Linked DNA regions of Homo sapiens: all the other regions are linked to region 1. The links are chromatin contacts, found by Hi-C or POLR2A ChIA-PET in ENCODE. All regions are on one chromosome and are shown on one strand. Each heading gives the region's core, a stretch centred on a gene start or an enhancer-like site at or near the end of the contact. The rest is flanking DNA. Distances are from core to core; before and after follow the strand shown.

The links. Hi-C counts contacts between places; a loop is a spot of excess contacts on that map. ChIA-PET counts read pairs that join two places held with the same protein, here RNA polymerase II (POLR2A). Pooled maps may share reads with other maps.
Region 2: a loop to region 1 is called in a map of OCI-LY7, with 5 times the contacts of the local background. The contact joins the enhancer-like site here to the promoter of PEBP1 in region 1. A Hi-C loop is called at or near these places in 2 of 168 maps with a recorded cell type or tissue (CD8-positive, alpha-beta T cell and OCI-LY7), 1 of 37 single-sample maps with no recorded cell type and 13 of 50 pooled maps. POLR2A ChIA-PET finds 5 or more read pairs at or near these places in 14 of 52 experiments (CD4-positive, alpha-beta T cell, CD4-positive, alpha-beta memory T cell, CD8-positive, alpha-beta memory T cell and 10 more).
Region 3: a loop to region 1 is called in a pooled map, with 3 times the contacts of the local background. The contact joins the enhancer-like site here to the promoter of PEBP1 in region 1. A Hi-C loop is called at or near these places in 1 of 37 single-sample maps with no recorded cell type and 2 of 50 pooled maps. POLR2A ChIA-PET finds 5 or more read pairs at or near these places in 8 of 52 experiments (Caco-2, GM10248, H1 and 5 more).
Region 4: a pooled map shows a loop between it and region 1 (4-fold over the local background). The contact joins the enhancer-like site here to the promoter of PEBP1 in region 1. A Hi-C loop is called at or near these places in 1 of 37 single-sample maps with no recorded cell type and 10 of 50 pooled maps. POLR2A ChIA-PET finds 5 or more read pairs at or near these places in 10 of 52 experiments (AG04450, GM10248, H1 and 6 more).

The regions. Positions count from the first base shown.
Region 1 is chr12:118,134,258-118,137,778 of GRCh38, reverse strand. It overlaps PEBP1 (phosphatidylethanolamine binding protein 1), which reads right to left and starts at 1,655. Exons shown (of 4, transcript NM_002567.4): 1 at 1,435-1,655. The coding sequence starts at 1,569. It overlaps LOC101928274 (a long non-coding RNA gene), which reads left to right and starts at 1,787. Exons shown (of 4, transcript XR_945409.4): 1 at 1,787-1,922. RefSeq lists a silencer at 1,278-1,367 and an enhancer at 1,360-1,860.
Region 2 is chr12:118,355,366-118,358,886 of GRCh38, reverse strand. All of the region lies in intron 1 of TAOK3 (TAO kinase 3), which reads left to right. Among named protein-coding and RNA genes, the nearest start is that of TAOK3, 16 kb to the left of the region's middle. Within about 2 kb of position 1,931, at least 3 of the 41 ENCODE cell types and tissues checked have a DNase peak (open chromatin) inside an H3K27ac peak, as active enhancers do.
Region 3 is chr12:118,328,721-118,332,241 of GRCh38, reverse strand. The region is part of intron 1 of TAOK3 (TAO kinase 3); the gene reads left to right. Among named protein-coding and RNA genes, the nearest start is that of TAOK3, 42 kb to the left of the region's middle. Within about 2 kb of position 1,726, at least 6 of the 41 ENCODE cell types and tissues checked have a DNase peak (open chromatin) inside an H3K27ac peak, as active enhancers do.
Region 4 is chr12:118,305,919-118,309,439 of GRCh38, reverse strand. The region is part of intron 1 of TAOK3 (TAO kinase 3); the gene reads left to right. Among named protein-coding and RNA genes, the nearest start is that of TAOK3, 65 kb to the left of the region's middle. RefSeq lists an enhancer at 1,142-1,241. Within about 2 kb of position 1,704, at least 10 of the 41 ENCODE cell types and tissues checked have a DNase peak (open chromatin) inside an H3K27ac peak, as active enhancers do; they include PC-9, where a contact is called at or near this core.

The DNA of each region.
Region 1 (3,521 bases), core at 406-2,905:
GAGGCAGAGGCTGCAGGCGGCCAAGATCACCCCACTGCACTCCAGCCTGGGCGACAGAGTGAGACTCTGTCTCAAAAACAAGAAATGCTGAAGAAACCAATACTCTTTCTTTGATCTCAGACTCTCCAAAGACAAAACAGAATAGATTTTTAATAAAATCAATGACCCTGTATTGACTGTAAGAGCCAGGAGCTGGAGTTTTATATACGTTATGTATTTTATTTGAGACCAGGTCTCCTTCTGTCACTCAGGCCGGAGTGTAGTGACGCTATCAAGGCTCACTGTAGCCTCAACCTCCAGCGCTCAATCGATCGATCCTCCCACCTCAGCCTCCTGAGCAGCTGGGAACTACATGCTCACACCATCACACCTGGCCAATTTTTTTTTGTAGAGTTGGGGTCTTGCTATGTTGCCCAGGCTGTATATTATTTCAGTCCCAACAACACCATGGGGCTAGTATCCCAGCACACTATTAAGAGAAACAGATAAGGCTGGGATTCCAACCCTGGCACTGAGTCCCCTCTCAACGACACCCTTACATTGTCTGTCCGGAATCACAGCGTTTCTGGATTTGGTGATCAGGAGGTTACCTGGAGCCTGCTGAAGTGAAATCTGCATTAACTGTACGTTTCAAAGTGCAAAGAAAAGGAGAAAGCCAAGGTGATGAGAGGCGGGCAGGGAGCAGGAAAAGGGAGGCTGTGTTAGATGGGCACTACATATTTAAACATCCAAAAAAATTAAATTCTGTGAACATCCAAAACAATGTAAGGTCGGGGCAGTTTATTTTACGCTGTTGCCCGGAGCTTCATAACCAACTAGCAGTGGCGTCTGCAAATCTAGTTTCTTCACTTTCGGCAGCCCCAGCCGTGGGCGTGGGAGGTCAAAGACCAAAACTAAACCGTTGCCCTCCAGCGTACCGGCTGGACGCTCTCGACCCATTTAACAAAGGAGAAATCGGCCGGCGCGCTCATCGCCAGTTACATAATGCGTCACAGGCTCTCGGGTGAGGCTTCAGCCCTCCAAAACCAGGCCTAAAATGCTGAGGCCCTAGGGGAAGCTCTGGGGGCGTCCGGGCAGCCACAGCCTACTCTGTCCCGGCGACGTCCCTCTCCAGCGCCCTGGCCTGTGGGGGGAGAGGGGGATCCGGCCTGTTTCCGAACCTAGGTCCCTCTTGGGTCTGAAGCCCGGGAAAAGTGAATGAATTTCTGCCGCAGGCCGAACCTGCCTGGCCACGCCACAGGCCGGGTTCCCGGTGCTCGGGGTGGCCCCCAGGCATGGGACATGGACCCCGGGACCTCTGGCCTGGGGGGGCCTCGACACACGCAGGCTGAACCTCCCCACCGCCCCTGGCCCTGTCTCCGCTGGGTCCCACCCAGGAGGCCGGCACAGGCCTCCGCGCCGTGCCGCTCGCTGCACGCCCGCCGCCCGGTGTACCTGGGTGGGCGTCAGCACTTTGCCCAGCTCGTCCACCGCCGCCCCGGCGTAGGTGACATGCAGCGGGTGCTGCGGCTGCTCGTCCACTTCTTGCAGGCTCAAGGGCCCGGACCACTTGCTGAGGTCCACCGGCATGGCGAGGCCAAGCAGAGCGTGCAGCCGGGAGTGCCGCGGTAGGCCAGGCGCGGGCGACAGAGGCGACGCGGAGAGCTCAGCACACTGGCTCGGGAAGACGCAGACCCAGCGACCACGCGAGAGCACGCGCCTCAGCCGCCGCCCAGCCCCGCGCACCGCCCCACGTCACGCCCACCGCTCCCTGGCCTCTGATTGGCCGAAGCTGGCAGAGCAGGGCCTCTCGCGCTCCTGGGTCCATGCAACCTGCTCCCTGTGGCTGCCGAGTTCTCGGGAACAGCGGCTCGGCCTGCAAGGCTGTTGTTTCAAGAAATGAAAATGAAGGGCGCCCTGGAATAGGTTCGCCGAAGAGAGAGGTTCGTGTCTCAGAAAGTGTCGCTGGGAAAAAAAAATGCAATTGAATTCGCCTTGGTTGCGTTTTGGTTTTCTTAATTTTTTGCATGATTCTTTGCTCCACTTTCCAAATTCAGCAACATGGCCTGTCGCGGTGGCTCATGCCTGTATTCCCAGCACTTTGGGAGGCCAAAGCAGGAAGATCGCTTGAGCCCAGGAGTTTGAGACCATCCTGGACAAGGTAGCAAGACCCCGTCTTTACAGAAAACTTAAAAAAAAAGAAAAAAAGAAAAAAGCCAGACACAGTGGTGCATGCTTGTAGTCCTAGCTACTCCGGAGGCTGGGGCGGGAGGATCACTTTTTTTTTTTTTTTTTTTTGAGACGGAGTCTCTCTGTGTTGACCAGGCTGGAGTGCAGTGGCGTGATCTCGGCTCACTGCAAGCTGCGCCTCCCGGGTTCACGCCATTCTCCTGCTTCAGCCTCCCGAGTAGCTGTGACTACAGGCGCCCGCCACCACGCCCGGCTAATTTTTTGTATTTTTAGTAGAGACGGGATTTCACCGTGTTAGCCACGATGATCTTGATCTCCTGACCTCGGCCTCTCAAAGTGCTGGGATTACAGGCGTGAACCACCACGCCCGGCCGATCACTTCTTGAATCTAGGAGTTTGAGGCCGCGGTGAGCTACGATCTTGCCACTGCACTCCTGTCTGCGCTTCAGAGCCAGATCCCATCTTCTCATACACACACACACACACACACACACACACACACACACACACAGCAAATTCAGAAACAGTAAGGCCTTGCTTTTCTCCTGCACTTTAAAACGAGCCAGATTCTCTGTATTTTCGCACGTGATCACTTGTCATAGTAATTGCCTGGTGAGAGCACCTGAGTGAACTTTTGAGCATTTAAATATATGGGGAAATGTATTTGTCCGTTTTCTCCACACACAAAATTCGTCCTCACAAAATTCCTGAGAAATGTTTGGGTTTTGGTTTTTTATGTTTGTTTTTTGAAAAACAATTTTAAACCATATTTATTCATACCAAAACTGCTCTTACTGTGACCACAAGCTGCTTGCTTTTTGCTGAATATGATAAGCACTATTTTTTTTTTTTTTTTTTGAGACGGAGTCTTGCTCTGTCGCCCAGGCTGGAGTGCAGTGGCGTGATCTCAGCTCACTGCAACCTCTGCCTCCCGGGTTCAAGCAATTCTCCTGTCTCAGCCTCCCGAGTAGCTGGGATTACAGGCAGGCGGCACCGCGCCCAGCTAATTTTTGTATTTTTAGTAGAGACAGAGTTTCACCATGTTGGCCAGGCTGGTCTCGAACTCCTGACCTCATGATTCGCCTGCCTCAGCCTCCCAAACTGCTGGGATTACAGGCAATAAGCCACCGCGCCCAGCCAATAAGCACTATTTAACAGTTCTTATCTGTTTTGACTCTTGACATTGATAATTCCTCCCATGGAATAAAAAGTTGTCTCTTGATTTACATTCTTACTAGGAAATAATACGAGTTCATTGTAGAAAATCAAAGAAAAAAACCCAAAGAAGTAGAAATCCCCTTCTATCCCACTACTTTGTTATAAACGTCAGTAATCATTTAGGGTATATCTTT
Region 2 (3,521 bases), core at 682-3,181, 220 kb before region 1:
ATGTTGATTATAAATATGGTTTGTGTCTAAACACTGTTAAAAAAAATGAGTAAACTCTGTTGAATTTCATGTGAAATATTTATGGCCTTAGCTCAAAGTCCAGCTGAGAGTAATCAACCTCAAAAGTCATTGGATTCATGTGCTCTATTTAATTTAATTTGTAGTTTGATATTCCACAAATAAAAGTGGCAATTTTTCAAAAAAATTTAATTTTTTTCTTTCTCCTGAATAACTAAGGTAAATGCTGAGCATGAAATACAATACCAATATTTTGTCGGAAGAGTCTTTTAAATAAAAAACTTGAAATATACTGAAGGTCATCTTAAATGGATACAGTTTATGCTAATGGATGATATTATTACTTTAAAACAATATTTTACAATCAAGCTACTCCAAGTGGCACACTATTCATCCTAGAGATCTTTAAAAGTAACAAGCCTGCCTCCTATTTTTCTTCATTCACAGAAAGGGAAAATAGTATAGAAAGCAGAGCTGTTTCTTGAATGTAATACCAAATTTAGAGACAGAAAAGTCAGAGGGTTTGGTCACATTTATTTTGTTTTGTAACTTTTTAAATCAATTTAATACATAGAGTTAGCTACTTATGAAAGTATAAAAATAAAACATGTTGGCCATTCGGTTATTAACAATTTATGTGACTACTATAGTCCATAAAATGAATTTAGTTTAAGTAGGAAAACAGATACTTTTTTTTTGACATGTCATCATTTGTATGTTAAAAAGTTAATGCAAAATATGTTATAAATCAGGAAAGCTACCTTAATAATTTCTTTACCAACTTCACTAGTCTCTTGGAATGAGGTTTAAATAAAATGCATAGGCTAACATGTGACTGTCATATCCAAACTCATAATACTGTGCAGGTTAAATGTGTAAATTAAGTCTTATAATTATGCATAGGATGTTTTCATTTAAGAAGCATTGCAGTGGATATTACTAATGGGGGCGCTATTCTTTCTAATGTATGAAAAAGGAAATTTTAAGTGTCAAATAATCTTTAAAATGTGATGTCATATAGCACGTTCTTTTTCCTTAAGATTTATGCATGTTTAAAACTTAAAAGTACAAATTATGTTAATTTCAGCTTTCATTGAGAGGCCTTTTATGATTGTCTGAATGTTATATTAGCAGTCCAGAAATATCCCAGTCATAGCTTGGATGGGGGTGAAGCAGAGGAAGTGGGTGGTGCTTCGTGATGACAGATTATTGCAGATTATATGGCTGCCTGCCAAAATGACACTCGTTGAAGGGAAAAGTAGAAGTTACAAACTCCATCCTATTAATTTGTACATGTTTATTTAACCACTTATAACTGTTTGCTTGTTTTATACATAGATGACAAGTTTTAAACTCCTGAATTACTTAAAACGTGCTTAACCTTCTCTAGTTTATTGTGGCTATATTCCTTATCTCTGATCTGCAAAGATCACACTGACCCTTTTGTGGAAAGCCACGTGTTAGCAGAAAAAAGATGGGGGAAGGATGACAGAATTTAAAACTACAGCTGCTTTGTTTTCCAGTTAAAAATAGTTCTGAGTTAAAAACGTAAGGATGTCCCATCACATGTGGACAATTTATATAAAATATAGCATACTAATACAAATAATCATGTCTTATGAAAAAGTTTATAGTTCTAGATTGTTCTGGTTTAGCTTGAAATTGAGATTCTTACTGTTGCAACATAAAAGGAAGCTTTGTGAAGGAAATATGACATCTCTGCCCAGATGCATAAGGAGGGAATTACAGTGGGGAGTTATTTTTAGAAGTATCTTATGAATACATTTCATGTACTGAGAACATTTTTTAAAGGTTAGTTTCACTGGTAGGAGTTATGCAAGTTGCTCGGGTCACTGGATATTCTATTAAGAAATCATTTTTATGTTACCAACCAACCTAGTTAGTCTTAAACTGGCTGATCTAAGTAGTAGCTTGCTTGTTTATTTAGAGACAGAGTCTCACCCTGTCACCCAGGTTGGTGTGCAGTGGCACAGTCATAGCTCACTGCTGCCTTGAACTCCTGAGCTCAAGTGATCCTCCTGCCTCAGCCTCCCCAGTAGCCGAGACTACAGGCATGTGCCACCATGCCTGGCTAATTTTTTAAAGTTTCTTTTTTTTTGTAAAGAGGGAGTCTTGCTGTGTTGCCTAGGTTGGTCTCAAAATCCTGGCCTCAAGAGATCCTCCTGCCTCTGCCTCCCAAAACTCTGGGATTACAGGTGTGAGCCACTGCACGTGGCCATATCATTTTTTTTTAATGTGACCAAATTGAGGCCGGGCATTGTTGCTGACGCCTGTAATCCCAGCACTTTGGGAGGCCGAAGTTGGAATATCACTTGAGGCCAGGAATTTGAGACCACCCTGGCCAACATGGTGAAGCCCCGTCTCTACTGAAAATACAAAAATTAGCTGGGCGTGGTGGTGTAAGTCTGTAATCCCAGTTACTCGGAAGGCTGAGACATGAGAATCACTTGAACCTGGGAGGCGGAGGTTGCGGTGAGCTGAGATTGTGCCACTGCACTCCAACCTGAGCGACAGAGCCGGACTCCATCTCAAAAAAAAAAAAAAAAAAAAAAGAAAGTGACCAAATTGAGAAGATATTGAGATCCTGTCAATACCATCAAATAGTAATGCAAGTTATCCTACTAAAAGAGGGGAGGGGACAGTTACATTCCCAGTGCATAGTAGTGTCCCATTCTCCTTCAGGAATGGAATGCCATGTTTTCAGTTCAAGGAAAGGTTGGAAGTGAGTCAAGGAAGCTATCATTTGTATCACACAATTCTTAGAATTGATGCCCTTCCCTAATTCTTTTACATGATCAGCAGCATATCCAGGTTTCTGGTATTTCTTACTTTCAGTTTCTGTCACATAGGTTTGGGATTGGCAGGATAGTTTAATGTTTAATAAGAGTGTGGCAGATAAACATGTCTGCCACCTACTAGCTTTGTGACTTTGCACAAATCCCTTAACCTCCCCGAAACCTCAGTTTCTTCTTCTGTAAAATTGATATAATTATAATACCTACTTCACAGGATTGTTGTGAGGATTAAATGAAATAATGTATGAAAAGCATAATTTTGGCCACACACTGTAAAGGAAGAGCTCAGTGTGCAAGAATAGTTATGCTTATTTTTGCCATTTTTGGATATTTCAGTTCTCATTCATAGCTTCACCAGAAAGTGATCATGGAAAGAGATACAACAACACATGGCATTATGTATAGATAATAAAATCAGCGTTATAATAATAGAAGTATTTAGAAAGTACCAGGGAACACAGGGATGAAATCCACCGATCTTATTTATGCCCTTCCTCTTACCACATTGTGTACTACCCATTCCAAGGGGATAGGAAGAAGGAGACAGGGATCGACTGTAGATTTAATAATTATTCATCAAAATGATTATATAATCTGACAAATTTCACTTTAGTAACATTTTTCATTTTGTTTCAATTGAGATCATTTCCTCCCAATTTGATGGAACAGCCCGGGAAACAACATGGT
Region 3 (3,521 bases), core at 477-2,976, 190 kb before region 1:
AAATACATAAAGACTATCTGTCTTTCTTAAGAAAGAAACAATTAGTATAAACTCTAGAAATACTTCCTAATTTTCTGTCCTATTCATAGGTATCATAGGTGTTAAAAACAAATTTATATCTGGGCGTGGTGGCTCACACCTGTAATCCCAGCACTGTGGGAGGCCAAGGTGGAAGGATCACCTGAGGTCAGGCGGTCGAGACCAACCTCGCCAATATGGCGAAACCCCTCCTTTACTAAAAACAAAAATTAGTAGGGCATGGTGATGCACACGTGTAATCCCAGCTACTCAGGGGACTGAGGCAGGAGAATTGCTTGAACCCAGGAGGCGGAGGTTGCAGTGAGCTGAGATCGTGCCATTGCACTCGAGCCTGGGTGACAGAGCAAGACTCCATCTCAAAAAAAAAAAAAAAAATTCATGTATTTGTAATGTGATAATCATACTTTACCTTCATAGGTTTCAAAATGCTTTTATTTATTAATACTAATAATATATTTATAGCAATTTATAAAGCACTTTTACATGCATTTTTAAATTTCATCCTTAAGACTACTGTAAAGTCAGATATTATTCTTTTTTTTTTTTTTTTTTTTTTTGAGATAAGAGTCTCGTTCTGTTGCCCAGGCTGGAGTGCAGTGGTATGTTCTTGGATCACTGCAACCTCCACCTCCCCAGTTCAAATGATTCTTCTGCCTCAGCCCCCCAAGTAGCTGGGATTACAGGCATGTGCCACCATGCCCGGCTAATTTTTGTATTTTTAGTAGAAACTGGGTTTCATCATGTTGGCCAGGCTGGTCTCGAACTTCTGGCCTCAAGCGATCCACCTACCTCGGCCTCCCAAAGTGCTGGGATTACAGGTGCGAGCCACCATGCCTAGCCATTATTCTCATTTTAGAGTAAGCAGTGGGCCCAAAGTCACAGGGTTGGCAAATGGTGCAGCTGGGGGCAGAACCTGGCTCCTTACTTCTTAATTCAGCCTGGTGTTAGCATTTTCTGGGACTCCATGCTGTATGCCTCTTACATTCATTCCCTCTCTAAGTCAATTCAGTAATCAAAGGTTAAGTATTACAGACCTTGTTCTAGAGGAAATGGAATTGAATTCCAAATTACATTTATTTTCTCTAGTAATTAGTCACTGTTTAAAAATACTAATCATATGTAGTATATGTTGTTCTAGAATTTCTGCCTTCTAATATAAAACGAGACTGCAGACCTGTGTATGCCATAATCTAGAGTTTTGTGTTACTTGTTTTTCTTTTGGTAGGTGGCAGTTGGGCATAGATGAGATAAATTCCATATTCTTGTTCTTCATACCAAAGGAAACAGATGTCCCACATTTTCACACAGTTTATGGCAGTTTCAGACTTATGAACCTCATAAAGATAAATGGGTACTGTCAAACCAAAGGATCATCGTTCACTGAGATTGCCTTTTTAACCTTCTGCCCCTTTCTGGCTCTTTCTACCTTTTTTTTTTTTTGTCCTCCTCTTTCTTCTTTCCTTCTTTCTTTTTCTTTTCCCTTTCCTCTTTACCTCTTTTTTTGAATTTTTTTTTCTTGGTTTCTTTTTCTTCTCGTTTTTTATCAATCAACACATTTAAAGTTTTATTAGCAGCTATCTTCTTTTGTAACCTAAAGGAGCTGCCATTCAGTATACTTCCTCTTTGTGATAGTTTCCTCTTTGCCCAACTATCAACTGCAGCCAGACACGCACATACACTTACACCATATCTTAACCATCTGGAGAGTGCCTGAGGCCTGAGTTATGATAATGTAGTTTGGGTCAGGAATCTGAACACTATCTAAAAATATACAAAGCTGCTCTGGCATATTTTAAAACTCGCTTAGAAATGGGACTTTTGTTTCTACCACCAATAGATATATTTATATTGGCATATATAAAAACACAACTATTGTTACAGACAAAAGACGTAAAGACCTATCAGACCTCACTGTTCTAATATAACTTAAGCAAACAACTTTGAAACAATTTTATTTATAGACTTGAATGTAATCTTAACTTTTATTTTCTCATCTGTCACTTTGACTTTTTATAGTGAGGGTTCTATTTTGTTTCTCATCCTCACATCTCTAGATATAAATAAATTGTGAAAAAAGAAGACAGGAAATGAGAGTTCAGATTTTAGGACTTCTGTCATTATTTTCTAGAAAGCATGCATCATTGAACCCCTGATGTATTTTTCCTCCAAAATATTGAAGATATCCACATATTTTTGGGGTTGTTGTTGATACAGAGTTCTGACTGAATGGAAAGATTGATGGTATATTATCATTCTCTTGTCATTATTTTTGAAACTTAAAAGGCAAATAACCAATGCTCTACCTTATGTTTTTGGTTATACCAGAGTTTCATTTCTGAGTCCTGGCGGAAGTGGCTATATACAAATCTTTATGCAAATCTTAAGTTTTTACCACTATTATATCAGAAGTTATCATGGATCTATATATGAAATAATCAGAATTAAGGGAGTATTTGTGTTCCATGTCCCTTGTTTTTATTTAGCTTTGCAGTAGTTAATTGAATGTTACTTTCCATTTTAAGAAGAGGGCACAGAGAATGACCTTCCTAGAAAAAACCAAAGTCATAGAATATAACAAGCTTTATATTTTGATATAAAAATCTTGCTCTTCCAACCCCCCCATAAGTATGGGACATATGGAAGATAACTCTTGATACAGAATATAGTCCTTTTTCTCATGATGGTTTTGACAGATGTTTAATATTAATTTTAATAAATTATTCCTTTTCTCCATTTTATCTTTCCTAATTAGACTCTGAAATGGATATAATATTTTTGACATTTTGTTGGATTTTAAAAGTTTGATAATCAGTTTGAATTGCTTTGCAATTCGTATCCTTCAGGACACAAATCCTGGTGTGTTCTCATGTTAATTCTGGAGAAAATAATCCAAACTCTAGCAACCAAGTCACTATTCCTAGTAGAATGGGCTATCATGCCTTTTCTTTCAGGAAACATCATGTAGAGTTTAAAGCGAGTTTAAAGGTCCAAACATCTATATTCTCTTATCCAGTCTGTCAGTTGTGTTTATTAGTCATGAACTGTGTCTCTAGGCTTTTGCATTAACTGCCCCCCTTCCTCAAATATCTTTTGGCTTCTCTAGTACTTCTTTACTTCCTTTCCCTAAGAGACTGGGTTAAATACCCTTTAAGTGTGCTACATTATTCTGTTATTGCCTGCATTTCAGGCTTGCTTTCTCACTAGATGCAATCTCTTTGAGGACAGAGACCTTAACATGTTCAAGATAATATCTTTGCTACCTGTCATGAAGCCTGGCACATAATAGATTTGCCGAATGAATGAATAGAATTACAGGCAAAATAGTTACTTACTTTCATATTTCTTTCAGATTTAAAAACCATTATAAATCCCTCATGCCAAAATATCCACTTGTTATCTTGATTAACACTGCACTTCTTTATACAAGTGGAAAGTTTCAATTATTTGGTTAGATTTTAAATTTGGGACTGGCAAAATGAATT
Region 4 (3,521 bases), core at 455-2,954, 170 kb before region 1:
GAGATGCAACTTAGAGCTGTAACTCATTTGTACATCTGAGAACTTAGGATGTCCATAATTTGGTTTTTACAAAATCTACCCTAGAAGGTTGGCTTTTTTTTTTTTTTTTTTTGGAGACAGTCTCACTCTGTTGCCCAGGCTGCAATGCAGTGGCCCGAGCTCGGCTCATTGCAACCTCTACCTCTGGGTTCAAGCAATTCTTCCTGCCTCAGCCTCCCAAGTAGCTGGGATTACAGACATGCAGCACCACGCCCAGCTTATTTTTGTATTTGTAGTAGAGATGGGGTTTCGCCACGTTGGCCAGGCTGGTCTCGAACTCCTGACCTCAGGTGACCCGCCCTCCTTGGCCTCCCAAAGTGCTGGGATTACAGGCGTGAGCCACCGTGCCCAGTGACATTTAAAATAATATAATTCAAAGAGGGGAAAGAAAATGTTTTAAGAACTAAATTTGAGTGCTCAATTAATTACAACCATACAGGCTTTTTTTTTTTTTTTTTTTTTTTTTTTTGGAGACAGAGTTTCGCTGCTGTTCCCCAGGCTGGAGTGCAGTGGTGCGATCTCAGGTCACTGCAACCTCCGCCTCCTGGGTTCAAACGAGTCTCCTGCCTCAGCCTCCCAAGTAGCTGGGATTACAGGCATGTGCCACCACGCCTGGCTAATTTTTGTATTTTTAGTAGAGACAGGGTTTTACCATGTTAGTCAGGCTGGTCTCAAACTCCTGACCTCAGGTAATCCACCTGCCTCGGCCTCCCAAAATGCTGCCATTACAGGTGTGAGCCACCGCGCCCGGCCAAATTACAGACTTTTCTACACCGTCTACATTCTCCCAAGACCATTTTTGGGCAGCACCCTTGCCAGGTAGAAGTACTGGTATACTGGGAAACATGCTGCTATCCTAGGAGTCAGATGACACTCATAAAAATCAGAATAATAATAACTGATTTTCCTGCCTTACTGGGTTGTTAAAATAATTGAATTTGGTTAGGTATGTGAAAGTACTTTATACAAATGTAAATGTTTAATTTTTTTTTTAAGTGAAAGCAAGTTTATTAAGAAAGTAAAGGCATAAAAGAATGGCTACTCCACAGACAGAGCAGCCCCGGGGGGTTGCTGGTTGCCCAGTTTTATGGTTATTTCTTGATGATATGCTAAACAAAGGGTCTATTATTCATGCTTCCCCTTTTTAGACCATATAGGGTAACTTCCTGATGTTGCCGTGGCATCTGTAAACTGTCATGGCATTGGTGGGAGTATAGCAGTGAGGACGACCAGAGGTCATTCTCATTGCCATCTTGGTTTTGGTGGGTTTTGGCCGGCTTCTTTACTGCAACCTGTTTTATCAGCAAGGTCTTTATGACCTGTATCTTGTGCCTACCTCCTATCCCATCCTGTGACTTAGAATGCCTTAACCTTCTTACATTTACAGATATAACTGTTTAATGTTGTTATTTTTTAAATGTAAAAAAAAAAAAAAAGTAGTCAAACTTGCCAACAGCTTATTTTAAGCAGCTATTGGGAACAAGTACCAGTAACTATCATGTAGTGTCAAACCCTTTTTCGCTATGGCCAGTACAGATGGTAACAAGTCTACAGACTACTCATTGGAGCAGTATGCAGCTTAACATTTTTAGTGTTTTAGTAATAAGATACCATTTCCGTGGTTAGAGAGTCAGCATTCAGAACTTTTGTTTTTTAAGGAAAGAACTTCCGGAACTTCATTAACAGTTCATAGAGGATACCGAGACCTCTAGCTGGCTAGCTAGTGGTAGAACTCTAGTATCAAGTGCTTGGAAATTTGTCTAGCAGTGGAAGGAAAGAAGGGGTAGCTGCAGCTGCTATCCTAAACCCTGCAAAAACACTTATACATACACAGCCTCATTTTTCCCATTGCGACCTAATAACTGAATGCAACAGTTTCTGTTTCCAGTTATGGTTCTCTTTCATTCCTGTTTAAAACAAAGGCAGCAGGTCAAGAAACTAACTAAATGTGACTAGTTAGAGGAGAAGATGTGAGGGTGGGAGGGGGAGTCAGGGAAGAAGGAGGACACAGAGATAGCAAATCCATCATCCCTTAGAGGTTAGGCCAACAAAAATAATTGAATTCCCGTGGGAGCCTAAGGTCAGAGTTAGACTACTGGTTAGATCTGAGAGCTTTGCTTTCTGTTTTACAAATGATTTTAAAGAGAAAACTATGAGGACTCCAGAGATGGGGGGGGGAAGAGGAGGCGGGAAGGTTGATTCATAAAGTGGTAAAAAACCGTGCTCAAAACCTCATTGCTTCTTGCACAATTGGTCAAGAGATGTGTCAGCAATTCCTGAGGCAATGATATAACCTGTATAGTTTAGTAATGAGAATCATTATTATTCTATTTCCACATAATTACTGATGTTTTTTGAACTATCTAGAACTGTGTTGTCCAACATTGTAGTTTCTAGCCAAAGAGCTATTTAAATGAAAATTAATTAAAATTAAACACTTAAAAATTCCGTTCTTCTGTTGCACTAGCCACATTTCAAGTGCTTACTAGCCACATGTTGTTAATGGCTACCATTATTGGATAGTGCAAATGAAGTGATAGACTATTTTCTTCATTATGGAGCATTCTATTTGAATGTACTGATGAAGCAGAACAAACTCTGAGAGCAAAAGTTTGATGTTACTACTTTACAATTGAATGATTAGTTTAAGTCCAAAGTACAATATATAAAATTATCTTTTAACTATGGAACCTACCATTGTGGCTTAGTTACTCTAAGTATCAATAATATTTCTTCAGTGAACATTAAGGTCCACTAAATAAAAGTAAGGACAGATCTATGTTAATTTTAGACTCAAGAACTTGAGGGAAACATGTATGGATTTTTATAAAAATTATGAAACGTTTCACATCCATTTACAATCATGAAGAATATAAGTCAAAAAGAAAAATTTAAACCAAGTGTTGAAATAATTAAAATTATAAGCTGGGTGAGGAGGCTCACCCCTGTAATCCCAGTATTTTGGGAGGCCAAGACAGGAGGATCACTTGAGCCCAGGAGTTCGACACTAGCCTGGGCAACATAGTGAGACCCTATCTAAATTCTAAAAAAATTAAATAAAAACATAAAAAATAAAGTTAGCAGTAAATAGGAATAGAATAAGAAAACTCCAAATGGAGGGAGAGGATCAGAAAAAACAACTATCAGGTACTATACTTAGTTCCTGGGTGACAAAATAATCTATACACCAAAACCCCATGACACCAGTTAACCTATATAATAAACTTGTATGTGTGCCCCAAACCTAAAATAAAAGTTAAAAAACAAAAACCAGCAGTGGTCGAGCTTTAAGAGAAAATAAATTACTCTGAGTATCCAGAAAAAATGACACAGAATCCTTTCTACATTCTTTATTATTTTATGAAACATGGTGTCCTCTTGTAAATATCTGAAAAGTGATTTCTATCCTATGACAGAAGAAGACTAACCTCTCCAAAGCAGCAGAGGAGAAAATCGAATGGCAATTGAGCCAACTTTTTTTT